Regions from separate parts of the Mus musculus genome. Here region 2 is linked to region 1. The links are chromatin contacts, found by Hi-C or POLR2A ChIA-PET in ENCODE. All regions are on one chromosome and are shown on one strand. The core of a region is the stretch at or near the end of the contact, and the rest is flanking DNA. Distances in the headings are between cores, read along the strand shown. Region 1 holds the start of Lrrc47 (leucine rich repeat containing 47). Region 2 holds the start of Cep104 (centrosomal protein 104).

Region 1 (4,815 bases), core at 914-3,413:
ATAGGGCTGGAGATGGGGCTCAACTGGCAGCTTGCCTTCCCGGTGTGCACAAAACCCTAGGATTGATGATCTCCCAGCATGTTAGGGATCTCAGGGTCCAAGGCATCATTTGGCGATAAGTGAATTACAGGCTAGCTTGGGCTACATGCAGCCCTACCTGGAAAGGGGGTGGTCATTGGTAAGAGTAGTTCTGCCCTTGCTTTTGCTGAGGAGAGAGAAAGGCTTGGGAGAGCAGGTCTCTAAAATAGTGTTTAAAATGAGCTTATTATCCATGAGCAGAACGGAGAATTCACTCAGTAAGATAACTGAATCCTGGGTTTCTCCAGCTGCTGGGCAAGGGCCGCATTTCACAGTTCTGCCAGAATAAGTTGTTTACTGCCAAGAAGCTGAAAGATGCTTAGGTATGTACAGAACACCGAATTCATCCCGGAGAATGAATTCACACAACACCTTGTGTCTTCTCAAGCTACAAGTACTGGAAGAGCTCTGACCAAAGATCACATAGAGGGCTCTGACCAAAAAGGGGTGGGGGGAGACTTTCAAGGTAAAGTCAACAAAGACGTCGTGTCTTCCAGAGACCTCTTACACTCAGTTCACTTCAGGAACAGTTAGTAAAAGAGCAAACACCACACCTTCAGCCCAGTCTAAAACCCAAGATGGGGAGAGTATAATTGCTTCTGAATATACAACAGCACTTCCCAATGCTGCCTTGGCAAGTTAGTTCCCACTGGCTTCCCACACCACAAAGGCTTCACCTTACAGTCCTGTTGCGCCGAGGTCTGGTACAGGTCTTCGTAGGCTAAGACACGCATGAGGTCCATTCCTTCCTGGCGGAGAATCCATTTGCTTGTCTTTTCCAAATCTCTGTGGCTGTCTCTGTAGCAACTCCAGTCTGAAGCTGTCACTGTTCATCTTTCTGCTCCCTTCTCTCCTGCTTCTCTTTTAAAGACCCGTGATGGTGTGTGGGGCCTTCCTATTTGCATGGGTTATGCTCTACATAACTGCAGCCATCCTGAGCCATAAGCACCACAAGTGTCTCCTGCCCCCAGTCACCCTGGCTGGGTTTTCCTGCATAGTTCCTAGCAAGCCACAAATAAGATTATTAATCATAATCCAGGCTCCACAGATGTGCCTGCCTTCTATACTATCTTAATGCCAAGTGCATTCCAGTTGCAATGCAGTGAGTTTGTCCTGGCCCATTACTTCTAACCACAGGGCCTCATCCTGGAGCATTAATTAGTACCTATGGAAACGTGTTAGCTCTGTCTTCTAAGGAAGACCGAAGATAAAACAACTTCAACCTCTGCGACTACCTTACAAAACCAAAACATAAGGTGGTTGGATCACACCCTGGCCCGGGACTGCTCCAACCCCCAGTACTGGGGATTGAGCCTTAGGCTGACATGTTTCTACCAACTGGACTACCTCTTGTTGCCTGTCCCAAGGCTTATGTACCTTGAAGACAAACCTGGGGACGGGGGCGCTCTGGAGCCCTTTATCTTTTTTTCCCCCTTGTTCCAGTATACCATATTAATTAAATCTTTCTTGTTGCCTGTTTTATTATTTTTTAAATATGGTCTCAGTCGCCCAGGTTGACCTCAAACTTGCTATAAAGTCAAGCTCCTTTGTTTGTGTTTTGTTTTGTTTTGTTTTTCGAGACAGGGCTTCTCAGTATAGCCCTGGCTGTCCTGGAACTCACTCTGTAGACCAGGCTGGCCTCAGAAATCCACTTGCCTCTGCCTCCCAAGTGCTGGGATTAAAGGCACCACTGCCCGGCTAGTGAATTCCTTCCTTAACCTTAACCCTCGACCAGCTGAGCGCTTGGGATGACAGGTGTGTGCACCACCATGCCCCATTTACACTGTGCTGGGAATCAAACAGAGCTTCATGTATGCCAAACAAGCGCTCTACTAACTAAGCTACAACCCCAGAATAATCGTGTCTTTAGTTGGTATCTGGGGGGTGGGAAAGGTGACCACCTAACCTGTGGGACTCCACGCAGCCACACTACACAGCCAGTGTGAAGCTGAGGCTAAAAACAGAGCCGCCCCACACACCCGTCCCACAAACCCCTTGCGTCCAGACTCTCTGGCGAGCGCGTGTTCTCTCTATGGTCATTTCCGGCTCCCGCCGGAAGTGTGGCGCCGCACTCCGGAAGCGGCGCACGGGCGGCGCGATGGCGGCGGCGGCGATGGCCGTGTCCGAGGCCTGGCCGGAGCTGGAGCTGGCCGAGCGCGAGCGGCGGCGCGAGCTGCTGCTGACCGGGCCCGGGCTGGAGGAGCGGGTGAAGGCGGCGGGCGGGCGGCTTCCGCCGCGGCTCTTCACGCTGCCGCTGCTGCACTACCTGGAGGTGAGCGGCTGCGGCAGCCTGCGCGCGCCGGGGCCCGGCCTCGCGCAGGGCCTCCCGCAGCTGCACAGCCTGGTGCTGCGGCGCAACGCGCTGGGGCCGGGCCTGAGCCCCGAGCTGGGGCCGCTGCCCGCGCTGCGCGTCCTCGACCTGTCCGGCAACGCGTTGGAGACGCTGCCGCCCGGCGAGGGCCTGGGCCCCGCCGAGCCCCCCGGACTACCGCAGCTGCAGAGCCTCAACCTCAGCGGCAACCGCCTGCGCGAGCTGCCCGCCGACCTGGCGCGCTGCGCCCCTCGCCTGCAGAGCCTCAATCTCACCGGCAACCGCCTGGACGCCTTTCCCCCCGAGCTCTTCCGGCCAGGAGCTCTGCCCCTGCTCAGTGAGCTGGCAGCTGCCGACAACTGCCTGCGGGAGCTCAGCCCAGACATCGCGCATCTTGCCTCGCTCAAGGTCAGTGGGACCCGAGGGGAGGGAGACGCGCGCCCTGCTGTCCCTCCTTGGAGGATGTCTTTGCCCCCGCAACCGGTCCGTCTCCTCTCAGTTCTCAGACCTGCGAGCTCAGAGGTCTCTGGACGTGTGGCAGTTTAAAAGTTGCTATCAATGTTAGACTTCTCATGTGGGAAGAAATTCAAGAGCAGAGAGCCAGGTGTGGCGCGCGTGTGTGCGTGTGCGTAACTGATTGGGTTTCCAAATGGCGGAGCGTCCAGACAAGGCACAAAATCACGCATAACAACAGCCTTCAGTGGGCGGGATCATGGCTTCCGTTTTATAGAGAGCCGAAGTGCTTACCCAAAGCCAACAGCACACCTAGAGTTTTCTTCGGGGCTGCCTTGTGTAAGAGATTGGCTTCTTTGTGGTCCCAGGCTCCCGTTGTGCCTGACGCCCACCAGGTGCTCATTGTGTGTTGAGTGAGGGGTGAGAAGGCAGAAGATGCAAAGCCACAACCTGACCTGACTCCACTCTAGGATCTCCACAGTCCAGTCCTGTCATCTGGCCATGTCAGTTCCCCTACCACACCCCCTCCATCACACCCCCTACCCTTTGTATTCTTGGTAGCGCCAGCCTGTGTGTCTTCTCATCCTTGAGTTTATGCAGCCCTTTCCTAATGATGGATTGGCAAGGAAATTTGCTCTTGAGAGATCAGAGCTCACCTTGCTAGTATTCGTGTGTGTGTGTGTGTGTGTGTGTGTGTGTGTGTGTTTAATTAAGACACCTGTCCCTCCCTCCTCGCTCTCGCTCTTGCTTTCTCGGGGTGGGGGTGTGGAGAGATAGGCCAGCGAGTCTACAAGATGATACTCCCTGAGGTACCTTGGCCCTCTATGTTACAGGTGTCCCCATGGCTTGGGTATGACACAGGCTGTACACTGTTCTGCCTTCCTATGTAGTAGATATATTGGTTTGCCAGAAGGCTGATGACTGTTCAATATGGTGCATGTCTTTGTATCAGCCATTGACGTGCTGTGGTTTCTGAGACTGAAGCCCCTTGCATGTGTCTCACTTGGCCCTCACCACCATGCTGTGATCCCTTTCCCAGCAGAGGCAGCCCTGGTTGTCACTGTACTGGCTGGGGTTTGTGTTCTCCTGGAAGTTCTGATGTAAGGTGTTGAGCGTATATACCCTGCAAGGCATACAGCCGGCCAAGCACAGCAGTCCCGTGGGCACTGGGAGGAGGCTGGCACATCCGCCCTGCTTCACCTTTTGGTGGTATTGCCTCTCCCCCCCTCCCCCCGGAGGGCCCAAAAGGCTTCACGTCTGTGCTTGCCCATCACACCTTGGACCCTGGCCCCACTCCCATGACAAGGTTGCCGCTCTAGGCACTGAGGGCTGGGTAAACATGGGCAAGCATCACCTTTCTCACCAGGACGCTTCACCCTGTGTCTCTGTGTGGCAAGACCCACCTGCCTCTCTTCGACTCACTCTTCACCTTTGCTGCTGTCCTCACAGGGCCCCAGGGAGATGCTCAACTGGCATTGGGATTGTTGCTTCCTGCTCTGACCCGCCCTTGTCAGATGGTATCCCTGGAAGATCCCCTCCCTAAGGGCTCTTTCTGAGGCTCAGCCCCACCGCTGCCCCCTTCTGCGTATTTCTCCCCCAGGTCTTCAGTAGATTGCATCTTAACAGTGGGAGCAGAAGCATGTCATTCAACCCAGTGTTTGACAAGTGTGTTTTGATCCCACTGTAGTCAAGGGAGGGCATTTTCACAGAAGTCCTTCAAGGGAGTACAGAAGCTCAGAATCCACAGAATTACAGACAGGCTGTTGCAGACCTACTGTCAAATAAGGCCCATGTCATCGGTCATGCTTTTGGAGAGCTAGGTCCTCTGGGCTGGTGACCTCACAGGGTTGGGAAGAAAGTTTGCTAGTCTGGCTCAGACACCGCCCCCCCTTACTTGGTTCCTGATAATGTCACAGTGGTCCTCAGAGTAGTTACTTGGGAACCAGATAGGTCCTGAAAGGGTAGGCTCTGCC
Region 2 (4,815 bases), core at 1,295-3,794, 36 kb before region 1:
CCAAGAATTCAACCCAAAGACTGCCAGACATCAGGACTCTGGGGTCACCAACCCTTTCCCTGACCTGACACCCCCCACTGCAGTGATACTACAATTCCTCTGGCCACCTTCTGTCAGGCGAGGGTTGTAGTATCCTAGAAAAGCAGCACACTTGGTCTTTTGTCCTTCTCTCCTCCATACCAAGTCACCTCCTTTGGCCATCTCCTTAGGACCCCATTTTCAGACCTCCCAAGCCCTCTCCTTGGAGTCTTTGCACAAGTGCCTATGGTGAGCTTTCCCATCAAACTAAACACCAAGTGCATTCTACAGAGGGTCTTAACCAAACAGGAGCAAACAGAATTCAGTAACACTTAAAAAGCACAGGCCACAGCCAAATGAGGTTGCAAGTCTGGTTTGTACTCAGAACTCAGTGAGATCCACTGTGTTATTAACAAGCTGAAGAAGTAAGTTCTTGTGATACCAAAGGATGCAGAAATTGCAGGAAGAAACCTCAGACAGCCAGAACTTGACAAGAGGTTCCTGGAGCAAATGCACCATGAAGTGATCATCTGGATCTATCAAGGTCAGAACTCTGGAAGCTGGTTTTGGGGGCACGAGCTTGGAATGTGAGCAGTTGGGAAGTAGAGGCAGGAGAATCACAAGTTTTAGACCAGCCTCGGCCACATGTAGCCTTGTCCTCCCCATTTCCCTTGCAAATCTGAACCTTTTGCTCTAGTACAGAGCATGGAAAGAGCAAGGCCGGTTAGCTATGTGGTTGGAGCTCAGTTTCAATAAAGACAGTGAAAAGCTACACAGCGGGAGATATTTGAAAACCACACTATCTTACATCGAAGTCATAACCAAGATATTCTGGAGGGGGGGGGGGCTAAATATTTAAACAGCTTTATAAATCCGACTAAGAAACACAAAAAACGCGAAGAATCGCTTCTCTGAAGAGTGCCTTCAAGTGGTAAATAGGAAGATAATACCCAATCCCATTAGCCACCAGGGAAATTCGGATTAAGACTACAATGATCTGTCATCACACCTACCTAGAATAGCCTGAATGAAAACCATGATACCTGAGAGCATTTCAGCACACTGGTCGAAGTACAGCCCGGAGCAACAGTGAATGGAACCAAGACCTGCCCTGCCCTGCCCTGCCCTGCCCTGCCCTGCCCTGCCCTGCCCTGCCCTGCCCTGCCCAGCCCAGCCCAGCCCAACCCAGCACAGCACAGCACAGCACAGCACACCACAGCACAGCACAGCACAGCACACCACAGCACAGCACAGCACACCACAGCACAGCACAGCACAGCACAGCACAGCACAGCACAGCACACCACAGCACAGCACAGCACACCACAGCACAGCACAGCACAGCACAGCAGCACCGACCCCAGTCTCAATCCTTCCCTTGCCCTTGGCAGTTTCAAAATTAAAATCAAAGTTCTTCAGCAAAAGCTTTTGGCATTCAGAGCCTTTAACCAGATCTTCTGGGTTCCTGCCCGGGCCCCTCGACGAGGCTTTAAACCGTGTAGGTCCCTCCCATCTCCAAAGTGTTCCTACTCACAGCCATGCCAGGTCTCGCCAGCGGTGAGCAATAGGAGCTCAGCGTCGTTGGGAAGGCCCGGGAAGCAGTCGTCCGTCACCTCCGTGCCATCTTCGTACAGGCACAGCCGGGAACCGGGCATCGGGAGCTGGAGGACAAGAAGATCAGCTTGTCCCACAACAGTCTTGGCTTCCAGACAGCCAGCTCTGCGTACTGTAGAAGCCTAGCGCCTGTCCAAGCCCACCCAAGAGGATGGAAATCGTAGGGGTGGAAGCCAAGGTGCCCGCCGCGCAGTGCTTGCCCGGAATGCAAGACCCACCTGGAAGCGGACGCAGCCCTTACGCAGCAGCTCCTGGCAGCTCCGGGCCGCCACGCCGAACTTGCAGGCGCTATGTAGGGCTCGCAACTTGACGCATTTGGGTTGGCGGAGCACCGCGCACATTGCAGGGCTGCGGTACCGTAGCGACACTGGACTTGTAACGTTCCTGCCCGGAACTGTGGTGCGTAGACGCGGCCCGGAACTCTTTTCTCTACGTAGGTAGGTGCAACCGGAAACGTCCGACTGCAGGACCTGTCCCCAGCCAGAATCCTCGAGGCCTGGATGCGCACGCAGGCGCCGGCGGGCGGACGCGCAGGCGTACCGCGCGGGCCGGCCTGGTTGCTATGGGAGCGCAGCTGCGGCCCGGGCCCTGGGCAGAGGCAGCCCGGGCTGCTCCTCTGCTGCCCTCCTCAGAGGCCCGGGGTGGGGGCGGCTGGACCGAGACCCCTCCGAAGATAGCGGAGGCCGACATCGCAGCGGCCCCGCCTGGTCGTTTCCGCGGCGCTCTGTGACCCTGCGTGGCCTCGGTCTTCGGCAGGCACCCGGGGCGGAGGCTCCCTGACACCTGGCCTTGGAGGGACTGCGCGGCCAGTGCCTGTTCCAGGCCTCCCTGCAGCGCATCTCAGCCTTCGTGTCCGGAATCGGATTCGAGCCCCGCCTTGTCCTCGTCTGCATGCGTTACTGAACAGGAGCAGTTGCCACGAGACTAAAGACTGTAGCTCTGGCTCCGGGTAGGCTACACTTCGATCCGTGTCGTTTGGGGGTTTTGTTTGTTCGCTGGGTTTGGTTTGTTGTGCTTTTTAAGCGTTAAGATTCTCTAAAGCACTCTCAGTCCTTAAAATTACTTGGCCCCAGATCATTACTTAATATTGTAACATTTACGTTTTCTTGAAAAGAAAACTGGAAACACTTTTCATATCCTTGTAACAAAATGTTTGGAAGTTGCTACATTGAGTTCGGGTTTCTGGTTGGAAAGATGACAGGGTAAGTTCATAACCAAAAATAGAAGAGTTGGGGCTTAGTTTATAAGCAATGCTAGGGTAAATGTCAATTGACACTGCTGGCTGTGGCTGCCCTAGTGGCAGCTGGAACACCAGCCGCCTGTGGTAACCAGCTAGTAACACAGCATTGCACAGATCCAGATCTGTGGTGGGCTTTGTGAGGCGGGAAGGAACAGGAGGTGGAAGGGCTCCAGTGAGTGCATCGGCTGAAAATGTACATTTTGTAGATGTCCTTATTGAGGCCCCAGTGTTTTGGCCACGCTGCCCCCACAGCCCTCCTGCAGGGATCTTCAGTACCCGTACTTTGTTTTAGTTTTATTGGGCATACACTTGTATCTGCTGTTAACATTCTGTTCTATGCACCACAGAGACGAGGTAGACAGACCTGATTTTTGTTTGTTTGTTTGTTTGCTTGCTTGTTTTTTGGTTTTTGTTTTTTTTTTTTTTTTTTTGAGACTGTCTCACTGTGTAGCCCTAGAACTACTACATATAGACCATACTGACCTCAAACTCCGAGATCCTCCAAGTTCTGGGATCAAAGGCATGCACTACCACACCTGACACGGGCTCTTGAAGACACAGGGTCTGGTCAAGGCACTGGAGAAGTTCGTTAGATTTGACTATTCTCTAGAATTCAAGTCATAACCGGGCATAGTGTCACATACCTTTAATCCTAGTACTTGGGATGCAGAGGCAGGAGAATCTCTGTGAGTTTGAGGCCAGTCTAGACTACATAACAAGTTCTAGGCCAGTCAGGCCTAAATAAGAGACTCTGTCCCAAAAATAAAAACAAACAAAAAAAAAATCCAAGACAAGAATGGAGACTGGGGAAACAAGGTGTCCGGTCATAATTAGCACTTCTACTCCTACAATGGGGCTGCCTAGGGTTTTAAAATTAAGACCTGGAGAGGGGTGATCAAAGTTGGATTTAAAGAATGTTTGTCTTGACAGGAGCATAGGTTGAACGGGCAGTTGTACCCATCTGGAATAGAGATAAGGAAGAAGGGTGGAATCCAGTAATCCTTCATACCGTGCTGCCCTCTTGTGCTAAAGGGGAGGATGGTGGTTGAGGGAGATCAGCTCGGGGTTCAGAACCTGTGTGAACTAGGAGTGTAGCCTCACAGATTAAAGGAGAAGCATGCCAAGTCACCCAGCTATGCTTATCACTGCTCTCCGCTATTTTCTGGGTCAGTCTCCTCTACTCTGCTGCCGTTACAGCCACAGGGAACTCATGTAGCATCTTTAACAGTGACTTGCCATTCTAACTCTTAATAATTTAATACATACATACCCCAAAACACCAGCAAATGCCAGACAGGCATTGATTCTTGGGATGGTCCTTTTCAAATCCAGTGGAAGAGAAAGATCTAGATTACACATCAAGTGTGTTCACATGAGCCGGATTTCCTGTGGGATAGTTTGGATGTCAGAGTCTATAGAGTATTTCAATGTTGTATCTTATTCCAAGAAACTTCCAATGGACTTCTTTGTTCCGTGTTAGGAGCAGTGGTTTTTCTTCTGATGGTTTACTTCAGCATCTTGCTTAGCAAGTGTTTGATTGGCTTGGTAACTAAGAAGTAACCAAGGGGCCATAAGCACTTTGGGCTCTCAGTATGATCACATCTGAGGACCTGTGTGTTGCTGCTCTCTGTCAGTGCTGCCGCCCAAAGTTAGCTCCACTTGGGCAGGCCCTCCACTGCTGTTGGCCTCGGCAGCTCTGGATTCCAGTGCTAGGAGCCTCTGTGGGGAGAAATCTCCTTTGCTGTGGTCTCTAGATAGTCCTGAGGTTGAGTTTCTTCTGGGCAACACATACGTATGTTCCCATTCATAAACCTCACTGTGTAGGGGTATGGGATTCATGGACTGTCCAAGCCTAGGAAAGCTTGCCCCAGCAGGCCCCAGCCAGGGTTGGAGGGAAGTACAGAGTTGCCATAGCCAAGCTCACTCTATTGTTTTTCAACATG

Evidence for each region. Hi-C counts contacts between places; a loop is a spot of excess contacts on that map. ChIA-PET counts read pairs that join two places held with the same protein, here RNA polymerase II (POLR2A).
Region 2: a map of heart shows a loop between it and region 1 (7-fold over the local background). The contact joins the promoter of Cep104 here to the promoter of Lrrc47 in region 1. A Hi-C loop is called at or near these places in 17 of 37 maps with a recorded cell type or tissue (T-helper 1 cell, T-helper 2 cell, adrenal gland and 5 more). POLR2A ChIA-PET finds 5 or more read pairs at or near these places in 3 of 5 experiments (Patski and embryonic stem cell).

What each region holds. Positions count from the first base shown.
Region 1 is chr4:154,009,640-154,014,454 of GRCm38, forward strand. Lrrc47 (leucine rich repeat containing 47) reads left to right here and starts at 2,164. Exons shown (of 7, transcript NM_201226.1): 1 at 2,164-2,797. The coding sequence starts at 2,177. Gm31566 (a long non-coding RNA gene) reads right to left here and starts at 1,622. Exons shown (of 8, transcript XR_391010.4): 1 at 756-1,622.
Region 2 is chr4:153,973,017-153,977,831 of GRCm38, forward strand. Cep104 (centrosomal protein 104) reads left to right here and starts at 2,545. Exons shown (of 22, transcript NM_177673.2): 1 at 2,545-2,581. It overlaps Dffb (DNA fragmentation factor, beta subunit), which reads right to left and starts at 2,065. Exons shown (of 7, transcript NM_007859.4): 1 at 1,851-2,065; 2 at 1,553-1,679. The coding sequence starts at 1,973.